3 separate regions of the Homo sapiens genome follow, and regions 1 and 3 are each linked to region 2. The links are chromatin contacts, found by Hi-C or POLR2A ChIA-PET in ENCODE. All regions are on one chromosome and are shown on one strand. Each heading gives the region's core, a stretch centred on a gene start or an enhancer-like site at or near the end of the contact. The rest is flanking DNA. Distances are from core to core; before and after follow the strand shown. Region 1 has its middle 140 kb from the start of TEX13D. Region 2 holds the start of STAG2-AS1 (STAG2 antisense RNA 1). Region 3 has its middle 57 kb from the start of XIAP.

The links. Hi-C counts contacts between places; a loop is a spot of excess contacts on that map. ChIA-PET counts read pairs that join two places held with the same protein, here RNA polymerase II (POLR2A). Pooled maps may share reads with other maps.
Region 1: a map of gastrocnemius medialis shows a loop between it and region 2 (3-fold over the local background). The contact joins the enhancer-like site here to the promoter of STAG2-AS1 in region 2. A Hi-C loop is called at or near these places in 2 of 168 maps with a recorded cell type or tissue (CD4-positive, alpha-beta T cell and gastrocnemius medialis) and 7 of 50 pooled maps. POLR2A ChIA-PET finds 5 or more read pairs at or near these places in 2 of 52 experiments (HEK293 and WTC11).
Region 3: a loop to region 2 is called in a map of Caco-2, with 14 times the contacts of the local background. The contact joins the enhancer-like site here to the promoter of STAG2-AS1 in region 2. A Hi-C loop is called at or near these places in 1 of 168 maps with a recorded cell type or tissue (Caco-2) and 6 of 50 pooled maps. POLR2A ChIA-PET finds 5 or more read pairs at or near these places in 1 of 52 experiments (activated CD4-positive, alpha-beta T cell).

What each region holds. Positions count from the first base shown.
Region 1 is chrX:124,193,114-124,197,256 of GRCh38, reverse strand. No RefSeq gene overlaps it. Among named protein-coding and RNA genes, the nearest start is that of TEX13D, 140 kb to the left of the region's middle. Within about 2 kb of position 2,121, at least 2 of the 41 ENCODE cell types and tissues checked have a DNase peak (open chromatin) inside an H3K27ac peak, as active enhancers do; they include gastrocnemius medialis, where a contact is called at or near this core.
Region 2 is chrX:123,960,091-123,964,346 of GRCh38, reverse strand. It overlaps STAG2-AS1 (STAG2 antisense RNA 1), which reads left to right and starts at 3,006. Exons shown (of 2, transcript NR_130770.1): 1 at 3,006-3,158. It overlaps STAG2 (STAG2 cohesin complex component), which reads right to left and starts at 2,641. Exons shown (of 35, transcript NM_001042750.2): 1 at 2,491-2,641. RefSeq lists enhancers at 1,134-1,393, 1,484-1,583, 3,012-3,061, 4,042-4,231, 3,760-4,256 and a silencer at 2,552-2,691.
Region 3 is chrX:123,801,574-123,805,349 of GRCh38, reverse strand. No RefSeq gene overlaps it. Among named protein-coding and RNA genes, the nearest start is that of XIAP, 57 kb to the left of the region's middle. Within about 2 kb of position 1,814, at least 5 of the 41 ENCODE cell types and tissues checked have a DNase peak (open chromatin) inside an H3K27ac peak, as active enhancers do.

The DNA.
Region 1 (4,143 bases), core at 872-3,371, 230 kb before region 2:
CTTCCGCCTTTCAAATCTCACACAAGAATCCCTCTTGTGGCCCACATTAAGAGGAAACACACAAGGAAGACAATTCCAGGAAATGTAGTTCAACCTACCCAAGTTAACTCCACAGGGAAGACAGAAATAGAGGCTGGAACCTGAAAAGTTAGCAGTAGGTCCTCAGGATCTGGTAGGGAGAAGCCCACAGGATGGGTAGAACTAGGCCTAATAGAAAGAAATTACTGGGACACCTTTCAAACTACTTGAGTTGTCTAATAATCATATTGATGGCATCATAGGCAGGAAGCTCCTCATCTCTGGAAGTGTTCAAGCAGAAGTTTATGGTATAAGAACTATGGAGGGTCTTATACCAGCTAGGAACCATACTTTGTTTTTAGAAAGCTACTTTAGTAACACCAGATAAAGGTGATGAGTGCTTGAACTAGGGCAGTAATGGTAGAGACAGTGAGGGGAGAATGGATCTGGAAGACATTGTGGAAGTAGATTTAAAGGACTTGGCAACTGATTTGAGGGAGGATCATGTATTAACTTCCTATGACTGCTATAATAAATTATCATAAACTTAGTGGGTTTAAACAATAGAAAGATTTTTAAATTTCTATCTCTAAAAATAGAAATTTATTATCTTACTGCTCTAGAGGCCAGAAGTCCAAAATGAGTCTTATGGGGCTAAAATCAAGATGTCAGCAGGGCTAGTTCTGGAGCTTCCAGGGGAGAATCTATTCCTTGCCTCTTTGAGCTTTAGTAGCTACCAGCATTCTTTGGCCACATCACTCCAGTCTCTGCTTCCATAGTCACATTGTCTTCTCCTCTTCCGTGTCAAATGTCCTTACCTCTCCCTTATAAAGATGCTTGTCCTTATAAGGGACACTTGTCCACAGGCCTATCCAGAATAATCTTTCCATCTCAAGAGTCTTAATCACATCTGCAAAGTTCCTTTTGCTATATAATGTAACATTCACAGGTTCCAGAGATTAAGATGTGAATATCTTTTGGAAAGCCATTTCAGCCTTGTACAGACAGTGAAACTAAGGAAAGCAGTTATAACTCTAGGTTCTCAAATATCAGTGGCTCAGACCATGATAGAATCATTAACCAAAGTAAGACTCTCGATAAGAAGAAAAAAACAGTTTGGTGAGAAGAGTTTAATTTGGGATATGCTACAAATGATATGAGGGATTGATGGAACATCCATGTGGAGATGACCAAAAGAAACTCGGAATATTACAGTTTGAAGCTTTGGAAAAGTATCCAAGCTGAAGATAAAGATTTGAGAGCATCTGCAGAGATATTATAGAGGAAGAGTATAAACTCTTGAATAAAAGGGATTTGATTTGCCTATAGTTCTATTCTGGGTACCTAGTATAGCATCTGGCACATGGTAGGTGCTCAACAAATAATTGTTGAATGAATGGATGAAGGTAAGATCCCAGAGGAAAACAGAGGGGAAGGGCAGGAATTATGAATGGAGAAATCTTTCTTCTTTGAAACAAGAGGTAATAGAAGACAGAAGAGGTGGCTATGCAAAATAATTTAGAAATGGACAGGATATATTGCAAGATCTCACTTTGGGCAATTTTGATATCATCGAAGTGGAAGATGAAGTCATCAGTGAGGAATGTTTTGAATCCACTGAGAATGGGATTGACATTTGAGGAAAGTAAACCATAAAATGTCAGTACTATAAAGGACCTTGAAGAATATCTACAGAGCCCTCATCTTACAGATAGGGAAACTGAGGCTTAGAGAAAAGAAAATAATTGCTCAAGTCCCCAAGCCTAATAGAGTTTTGTTTATGTGTGCAACAAATATTTACTGACTGCTGGCTCTATGCCCGGCAGACCCTGGGCTAGATGTTAGGGACATAGTGAAAAATAAGCTAGTCAGTGACCCTGTGCTCCTGGAACTTTTAGTGTAGCGTGAAAGATATTAGAAATAAAAAAAAAGATATAACCAGGGTGCTAAGTGCTATGGCGGGAAAAGCTTAAAGTGATTAGGGGAGCATAGGGGAGGAAAAGTAAGAGTTAACAAGAAATGAATAGCGAGATTGGTCAGCTGAAATGCCAGCACAGCTGCGGGTAGACAGGGACTTGGCTGTTAACCCAGGTAGCAGTTTCATGACCTAAATGATATTTTTAATTCCGGGGAGAAGAAAAGAAGGCAACTCCCAGGGCCTGACCCTGGTTCCGACATTCCTTTGTACTTGGCTGTTGTCTTCGTGTTCCTCAGGCAAACCAGAGGCATAGAAGGAGGAGCACTTCAGTAAGCTGAGTGACTTACTACAAATTTGAACAGACGAACAAATATGAGAAAAACTCGGAAGTTTTGTTCACTTTTCCAAGGGCACCCAGGATTAAATAAGCTGCCAGAGCAGGAATTAGCAGAGCACTTCCTCAGGAAAGTGAGGTTTGGAATGAGATTTGAAGTCTACAACAGGCAAGATTATCAGCGAGAACAGCCCACTTTGTTTCACTAGTTTAATACGTCATTACATTTATGTTAAGGCCGCTTGTGCTAGAAGCCAATAATAATTGAAGGCAATTGCATTTCAGGAAATAACAAATTTGAAGTGTAAAAATATATATACCACTTACCTAGCTTAAAGTAAAACAAATTTCGGTTATTTGTCTAATTAAATTATCCCTAGCCCTTCGCTTAGCTATCATTAGAATATGCTTCTTCCCTCTCTAGAGTGCACCCTCTCACAAGAGTTCTGTGAATCGCAGGGGTGCATACTCATTTCAGGGGGTCACTACTGGCTTCTGTTGCCTTAAGGAGAAAAATCTGGAAGCCTAATCTGTTCACGTAGGAACTGTTTCCTTCAGCTGTTGTCACGGTTGCTACAACACAGTGTTGCTAGGAGTCCAGCAGTCCAGCCCCATTTGTGATGTTTTAGTGAGTGAAGCTTGCGTTGGCACAGCAGAAGCTTTTAGAGGTGTTGGGGTAACCACAGGAGGAATGGCAGGCCACGACACCCACAGGCCTCAGCCCCAGAGCCCCCAAGCCTAGGTAGCAGCAAGCCTCCCTCTACCTCTAGACAAAGAAACCAGAACACACTAGAACTCTTTCTCTTGAGGAGAAGACTAGGCTATAGCTTCCCGAGGAAGACGGTGGGAAAGCCAGAGGGACTTTAGAGAGAGAGGTTGAGGGAGAGTGACTGCATGTGGGATGCCCCTCTTGTGAAGGCCTAAAATGGCAAGTCTTTCTCCCATCCCATTGTGTAGTTCTAGTGAAAGATTTAATAAAGCAGAGCTTCCCAATTGAAGGACCTTGAGACACTGGGGTACTGTCAAGGGATTATAAGTAGGGCAAGAATTATTGATTCCCTCAGGGTTTGGGGCAGTCAGGCAGAGCTTGAGGGAGCCAGAGCCTTCATGCCAGTCACCACCAGCTGCTAGCAACTTAGCTGGGCTTTTTTGCAGAGGGCAGGCTCTGTAGAACAGAATCTAGAATTTTGCCCTCCCGTCTCCACAGCCAGCCAGCACTAAAGGAACTTCTGTCCCTCACTGCTTCACTGTTTCATGCTGAGTATACCCAAGGAAGTGATCAACCACCACGTCATCTATTTGAGACTAGGGGAGGGAATGAGGAGAGAAAATGCCAGTAGGCCCAGCTCCGTGTACCGGCCCCAAATTCATATCTTCACATATGTCTGTCTGCTGTTGATATGCTGTCTTAGAGGCATCCAAGCTAGCCACATGATGACTGCCCATGTGTTCTGAAAATTACAGCATCATCATTATTTTGAAATACTGTGCTTGACATTAAAAAATTTGGATTGGGTCTGGGCACGGTGGCTCATGCCTGTAACCCCAGCACTTTGGGAGGCCGAGACAGGCGGATCACTTGAGCTCATGAATTCAAGACCAGCCTGGGCAACATGGCAAAACCCCATCTGTACAAAACATATAAAAAATTAGCCGGGTGTGGTTGTGTGCACCTGTATTCCCAGCTACTTGGAAGGCTTAGATGAGAGGACGGCTTGAGCCTGGGAGGTGGAGGTTGCAGGTGGAGTGAGCTGAGATTGTACCACTGCACTACAGCCTGGGCAACAGAGCCAGACACTGTCTCAAAAAAAAAATGGATTGGATTTGGAATCCATTTGTGTCATCACAAGGTATTTCATCATAGTGCTTATCA
Region 2 (4,256 bases), core at 1,757-4,256:
TCAGGCTAAGTTATAAACATTTAAAGTTCAACCAATTTATAAGTATTTATGTTGCCTGTTTTATACTAGTTCCCGTTTAAACGTTTTTTTTTTTTTGAAAGTTTTGCCAAGCATTGTGTAATCACTTACACAAGGCTAAATTTCCTATGCAAGTAATTTTGACATGTAAATATAAACTTAAGTCATTACCCCCAAGACTGTAAGACAATCTGGAAATTCTACTGCAAAAAAAGTTTATCTTAAACTATGGAAATGTTTAACAGCACGCACAAAAGTAGAGAGAATAATAGTAACAATGAGCGCTTCTGTATTCATCCAGCTACAATAATCAACTCAAGGCCACTTCTGCTTCACACCTACCTCCTACCCACTCCCTCCTCTCATTATTATCTTCAAAAAGAATTAAGAGGAAGATACTATGTTCTCTAAGTACACTTCTACCCAAAGATAGCAAAAGTATCAAAAACTAGCATGTTAAGTCAAAATCCAACAATGTAACTATACAGCCGCCTTACGCCTTACACAATTCTTTGGTAGGTGATAAATTTAAGAATTCAGTTAAACACAAAGATATAACCATCTTTAAGAATTTTAATGAAGTCCATAAACCCAAAGGGCATATTTAAAATTATACCTAAAAAGACAAATAGGGAAATGTGATGAAAACGAACTTAAACATCTGCAATTAACTTACTTAACGTGGCACCTTAGTTCAAAATGAAAAAAAAAAATCGACTATTTAACATAATGTGTCATAAAACTGCAATTCAACCACTTGAAAAACTGCTGAACACTTATATACCTTAAACTGGTCCTTCTGATCCCTAATTATAGATTGATATCAATGTAGAAAGAAAACCAGGCATTTTAACGTTAAGTGGTTGAAAATGTTGAAAATTAACCCCACTGTTCATCGGAAAGTATATGAGAGCAAGCCTAAACTACCTGAATTATATGTCATTAAACAAATGCATCCACTTCCCAGAGCCTTTTTTTTAACAAAATAAGTTCAGATATACCCTTAAACGCAACGCGCTAGGCTACAGACAGAATTAGGAGACCGCCTCCTGCTTTTGCTCCTAACCAATACGCAGAGAGAGAAGGTTGGCAGAAAAGTGCTGCGAGGACAGTAACAAACACCAGCAGCTCCCGAGCAGGCCCTGCTAGAGCCAGGAATGACGCACTTCGGTAACCCGACTCTTTCTCCCCTCCACCCCCGCCCCCAGCAGCGGTGCTGACACCGCCAACAGCCCGGAGTAGGAAAAAAGACAACAGAAAAAAAGGCAGAGGTTGGACCGCACTAGGTTTCATCAAGAAACCTCGATGATTCCTCTTTCGACACTAACCACTAGGACTAAACAGGAAAAGAAGCTTCGTGCTTAAGCAAGTCCCATCATGGTGGTTTAAGAGTCACTAAATTAAGCTGATAATGAGTCCAATCCACAGAGACAAATACAGGGTGTGGCTGCTGCGAAATACGGCGGTCCGTGGGAGAAAAGGGGTATGGAATTTACACTCCAGTGTGAAGGGAAGATGGGGCTTTATGGTGGGAGAAGGGGGTGGCCCGCGCATTTTAAGGAACCATTGCAAACCAACACAAGCGCCTCGTTTACTTTAAATCTAACCTTACAGATCAAAAGTTTCCAATAGATATATCATGTAAACTGTAAATTACCATTTAATCCAACACCATGGCCCTCAATTTAAAAACTACATCCAAGAGAAAGAAGGAGGGAGAGGGAAGAGGGGTGGTAGGCAACAACATAAAAAACATTCTAGGCCACGGAAGAGAAAGTCTCACAAACCGGATGAAACTACTAATACAATATTAAAAATTAAAGCCGAGCACTGAAGCACGAAAATCACACGATAACCCATTACAGTTAAGGATTAAAAATAAAATGACATATGCACCAAGGGGGAGCGGAAACTAAATGTCGAAAGTACAGCGGTTTATAAAAAACTAAAGGCAAAACAAGACATTCTCGCGACGGGGGGAAAAAAAGGCCGAAATCAACAATACGTTCACAATTCTAGGCCAAAAGAAAATGGGAACGGGGCTCAAAGTTTTGCGGAACTACTTGATGCTGTTTCCCACACCTTCTCTCTCCCACGGCCCATCCGACCCTTTTCGTCCCAAAATCGCCGTCCGCAGATCTCCGGATCCAGGGGAGAAGAAAAAAGAAAGTCGACCCCGAGCAAGAATAAAAGTGTGGAGTGAAAACGCACAGGCTGCCTACCTGGGGCAAGGATCAGCTCAGTTCGTGCCTTGAGAAAGACAGTGCGGGTGGGGGTGGGAATGAAAAGCAGCACTAAAACTAAAACAAAAGTGGCGCCAAAACCCCCCAACAAACAGCCTTCCACTCCCGCCCTTCCCCCCTCCGCCCATGCCAGGCAGGCAGGGCCCCCTTCGGGGCAAGGTCTGCGCGCGGGGGCCAACACCGCCAGACCCCAGCCAATTTAGAAAATTGTTGCCCGAAGAAAACTGACCGAAGTCGGGCCTCGGAAGGGATGGAGAGATCGATGCCAATCGCCTTCCCCAGCAGTTCCCCCACCACGCGCTGGAGATGATGGGGCGGGGGAGAAGCAGAGGGGCCCGTCACATGAATGTTGTTCCCTCTCTAGGAAGGGAGGAAGAGAGGGAGGGAGGGGGGAGGGAGGGAAGGGAGGAGGGGAAGGGAGAAGGGAGGGGGCACGAGGGAGGGGTGTGATCAGAGTAGATTTTCCCTCGCCTCCCTCGGTCCGAGGCCCAAATATACACAACTGAGCCTCCTTTCTCCCCTCCCCCCTAGGTTCCCAGCACCACCATTTTGCTCTCTGCCTTCCCCTCACCGCGACACCGCGCTCTCCCCCACCCCAACCACAGCCTCCCGGCTTTCCTCCCCCGACTACGGCTCGCACCCCACCCCACCTCCAGTTCGGGCTCTCCTAGGCTTAGGAGCCTGCCGGAGAAAAGGAACCTAAATCTACTGCTACACAGAGAAGCGGAGCCTCCATCTTGCGCTGCTCCGCGTTCTCCATTTTGGGCCACCCATGGGGGGGGGGGGTCTCCGTAGAGGCCCCGAGGGAGAGTTGGGCGAGGGAAGGAAGAGAAAATCTTCAGCGAGGGTAGTCGAAAAGAAGAGCCCTGCGGTAGAAAGCCACTCTAGGAGTAGGAGGTAGGGAGGAAGGGGGGCTGGAAGTTCCTTGGAAGTGTTGGGGTAGCGACTTGGGGGGAGAAGGGAGAAAGGAGGGCGGGGGGCGCCGCGGGGGCGAGAAAGATCCTCCCGCCTGGACTCTGCCCCCCGTTCCATGGCTGCCCCCCATGGGGGCGAAGAAAGCAGAGGGGAAATTCAATGGCAACAGAGTGCCCAACCTCTTTCCCTCCCAACTCCTCTCTCTCGCCCTGTTTCAATCATACACACCTCACGGTGGGCCAAGCGCCCTCCGGGTGCCCCTCCAAACTTCTAGAAGCTTCGCCTCCGCCATTTTATAACTTACCTCCCCCCTCAGCGTACACAGAGGCAGCAACGAGACTGTTCGCCTCCCCCACTCCTCCTTCTTTCTCAGGCCGGGGGCTTCTTCACCCCTGGGCTGGTACAAGATATTTTTCCCCTTCCTCTTCTTTACACCCTCGAATTCTACTCAGGGACGGAAGCTCCCGCGGTTCTAGAGCGGTGGGGGGTTTTGAAAGTGGCGGTCGGATCCGGCGGGGTTTTTTTTCTTTTTTTTTTTTTTTTTTTTTTTTTTTTTTTTTTTTTTTTTGGTGGCGCTTCGGGATTGTTTGGGGTGTTCGCTCTTCGGCGACTTGGAGGCGAATGGAACGCGCAGGCGCCATCTGTCGGCCACGAACCCGCGCCCGGCTCCCGTTGGGAGGGAGCGGCATCTAGCGGCAGAGAGTTGCCACTGCAACGCCTGGCTCCCAGCCCTCCCACCCAGCGTCCTCCTCCCAGTCACCGACCAATCGTGGCCGACTGACTCCCGGGTTCAGCGTCTCCGACGCCGCCCGCAAACCAGGCGCCCGCAGGGGCGCGCCGCCGAGTGGGGTAAACAAGGTGCCGTGCCCGCGCCTGACTTACTCATTCGTTTGGCCGCGCTTCCGCCGCGGACCCGATCGAGCCGCGGTTCTTCTGTCTTTAGTGGGGTGTCGAGGGGAGGGCGGTAGGAATGTCCGGCGGAGCCCTGGGCCGTGGGAATCCAGAGGCTGGCTGGGTTCGCTCCGGGACTCGTTCCCCGGGCCCCTCCGCCCCTCGCGAGGCGCTAAGGTGGCAGCCCAG
Region 3 (3,776 bases), core at 565-3,064, 160 kb after region 2:
CAGCCTGACCAACAAGGAGAAACCCCGTCTCTACTAAAAATACAAAATTATCCAGGCATGGTGGTGCATGCTTGTAATCCCAGCTACTCGGGAGGCTGAGGCAGAAGAATCGCTTGAACTCTGGAGGCGAAGGTTGCGGTGAGCTGAGATTGTGCCATTACCCTCCAGCCTGGGCAACAAGAGTGAGACTCTGTCTCAAACAAAACAGAACAAACAAACAGACAGACAGACAAACAAACCAACCCAGCTGGAAGCCAGAGGCAATGGAGCTCACTGATGTGATGTACATAGGTCAGTCTCCCAGAGTACAGAACAGAGAAGAGAGCAGATCTAGGCCAGGCGCGGTGGCTCACACCTGTAATCCCAGCACTTTGGGAAGCCAACGCGGGTGGATCACCTGAGCTCAGCAGTTCGAGACCAGCCTGACCAACATGGTGAAACCCCGTCTCTACTGAAAATATAAAAATTAGCCGGGCGTGGTGGCACGCACCTGTAATCCCACCTGATCAGGAAGCTGAGGCAGGAGAATCACTTGAACCCAGGAGGCGGAGGTTGTAGTGAGCTGAGATCGAGGCACCGCACTCCAGCTTGGGTGACAGAGTGAGAATCTGTCTCAAAAAAAAAAAAGAGAGTGGATCTAGAGGAGCAAATCAATAAAGGACACGCAGCATAGGTCCCTATTACTCTTTCCTCTTGTTTTTTTTTTTGTTTTTGTTTTTGTTTTTGGAGTCTCGCTGTCTTGCCTGGGCTGGAGTGCAGTGGAGCAATCTTGGTTCACTGCAACCTCCACCTCTTGGGTTCAAGCGATTCTTCTACCTCAGCCTCCTGAGTAGCTGGGACCACAGGCACATGCCACCACGCCCGTATAATTTTTGTATTTTTAGTAGAGACGAGTTTTCCCCATGTTGGCCAGGCTGCTCTCCAGCTCCTGACCTCAGGTGATCCACCAACCTTAGCCTCCCAAAGTGCTGGGATTACAGGCCTGAGCCACCATGCCCTTTCCTCTTTTTTCAGTTCAGCCCAGGTCTTGAGCTGTTTGCCTCAACTTATCTTGCCTTTCATTTTCTGACCAGTTTCTGACCTTACCATCTTGTAACCCCTAAACTATTTTTTTTTTTTGAGACGGAGTCTTGCTCTGTTGCCCAGGCTGGAATGCAGTGGCCCAATCTTGGCTCACTGCAACCCCCGCCTCCTAGGTTCAAGCAAGTCTCCTGCCTCAGCCTCCTGAGTAGCTGGCACCACAGGTGTGAGCCACCACTTCTGCCTAATTTTTGTATTTTTAATAGAGATGGGGTTTCACCATGTTAGCCAGGCTGGTCTCGAACTCCTGACCTCAAGTGATCTGCCGGCCTGGGCCTCCCATAGTGCTGGGATTATAGGCATGAGCCACCACATCAGGCCTAAACTTATTCCTTTTGGAAAACTGAAGATGATTCTTGGAAGACAATGCTTGTCACTGCTTCTTACTTGTGACTTCTGGTTTCCTTCCTTCCTCATCCCTTTGATCAAGATGTTTTCATCTGCTGTGGGTTGCCTTACCCAGTACAGCATGCACTCTGGAACACCACTTAAACAAAGGCCCTCATAGGAAGTGCCCCTGCTATATTTGCTTTGGCCCTGTGAGTAGCAGCTGGATGTCACAGACTGAGATAGGAAGCACTTAATTGTGGCCGACTAATGACTCAGACGTGACACTAGTTCTGTTTACTTCCATCCCCCTTTCTTGCCTGGCAACCACTCTTATGAATAGATTAAGATCACCATGAACAAAGACACTGAACTCCAAACAACCAGGTTCAAAGGATATCTCATCAGAGGAGGGATGAAAATGATTGGAGAGACTATATGAACTTGAAAAGCTAGTATTTCTTGCCTATGCTGGATGATGAAATTTTAAAAAGAAAAAAAAGGCAGGCTAGTTAAGAGTTCTGGCACGCACAGGAAAGATAAGCTCCAATTTCAGAATAGTGGTTACCGCTGGAGAGAGAAGGAAAAGAGATACAGAAGTGAACAGGGATTTTCAACTGGGGCTATATTTTAGTATTATTATTTTTTATTTTTTTAATTTTAATTTTAATTTTTTTTTGAGATGGAGTTTCGCTCTTGTTGCCAAGGATGGAGTGCAATGGCATGATCTGGGCTCACTGCAACCTCTGCCTCCCAGGTTCAAACGATTCTCCTGCCTCAGTCTCCCGAGTAGCTGAGATTACAGGTGCCTGCCACGGCACCCAGCTAATTTTTTTTTTTTTTTTTTTTTTTTTTTGAGACGCAGTCTTGCTCTGTCGCCCAGGCTGGAGTGCAGTGGCTTGATCTCGGCTCACTGCAACCTCTGCCTCCTGGGTTCACGCCATTCTCCTGCCTCAGCCTCCGGAGTAGCTGGGACTACAGGCGCCTGCCACCATGCCCGGCTAATTTTTTGTATTTTTAGTAGAGACAGGATTTGACCGTGTTAGCCAGGATAGTCTCAATCTCCTGACCTCGTGATCCGCCCGCCTCGGCCTCCCAAAGTGCTGCGATTACAGGCGTGAGCCACCGCCCTGGCCAATTTTTTTTTTTTTTTTGAGACGAAGTCTTACTCTGTCTCCCAGGATGGAGTGCAGTGGTGCAACCTCGGCTCACTGCAACCTCTGCCTCCCAGGTTCAAGTGATTCTCCTGTCTCAGCCTCCCTAGTAGCTGAGATTACAGGTGTGTGCCACCACGCCTAGATAATTTTTGTATTATTATTAATTTTTTTAGTAGAGATGAGGTTTTACCATGTTGGCCTGGCTGGTCTTGAACTCCTGACCTCGTGATCCACCCCACCCTTGGCCTCCCAAAGTGTTGGGATGAGCCACCGAGACCGGCCTATATTTTATTTTTTAATAAACGAAATTCTGAAGCAGATAGAAGAAAATGCTAGAATTTAATAATAGTGAATGAATAAGTATTACTTATGAAATTCTTTGTTCTTTCTTATTAGAGACAGGGTCTTGCTCTGTCACCCAGGCTGGAGTGCATGGCACAATCATAGCTCACTGCAGCCAAGTGATGTTCCTAAGTAGCTAAGTCTTTGTCCTTTTCTATGTGTGGAGAGTATGGCTGAGGAAAGTAGAACAGGGAGGCCTTCCTCACAGATGTGACAAGGGAACTTAGACAGGATGTAAAGAATAGTGCAATTATTTGTCTGCAAGGGTCCAGATGTTGCACTGGAGCATGTTGCTTTAGTCCAGCTGAGGCCTCAATGAACTCCGGAATCGTGATAACACTGGCAGGGTGGAGGCTGTATAAAGGCTGCATGTCTAGCCTTGCTCTACAAAGGAGACAGTTCTCTGTAGTAGATAGGAGCCAGTCTATAAAGCCAGCCTGCTTGGGGCCAGATCTTGGTTCTGGCACTTACTAGCTGTGTCACTTCACTTCTCTGTATCTCAGTTTCCTCATCTGTGAATGTGATGAGAATGTCACCCTACATCAACAGGTTGTTGTGAGGATTATGGCCACAAACTAAATTTTATGCTATTTTTTGCCATCTATTATCCTTCCAGATGAGCTGAACAAATGGGAACAGTTCTCTAGCATAAGGATTGGCAAACTTTAAATTTTCCTTTTCCTTCTTTCTTTCCTTCCTTTCTTCCTTCCTTCCTTCCCTCCCTCCCTCCTTCCCTCCTTCCCTCCTTCCTTCCCTCCTTCCTCCCTCCCTCCTTCCCTCCTTCCATCCCTCCCTCTCTCCTTCCTTTCCCCCTCCCTCCTTCCCTCCCTCCCTCCCTCCTTCCCTCCCTCCCTCCTTCCCTCCTTCCTT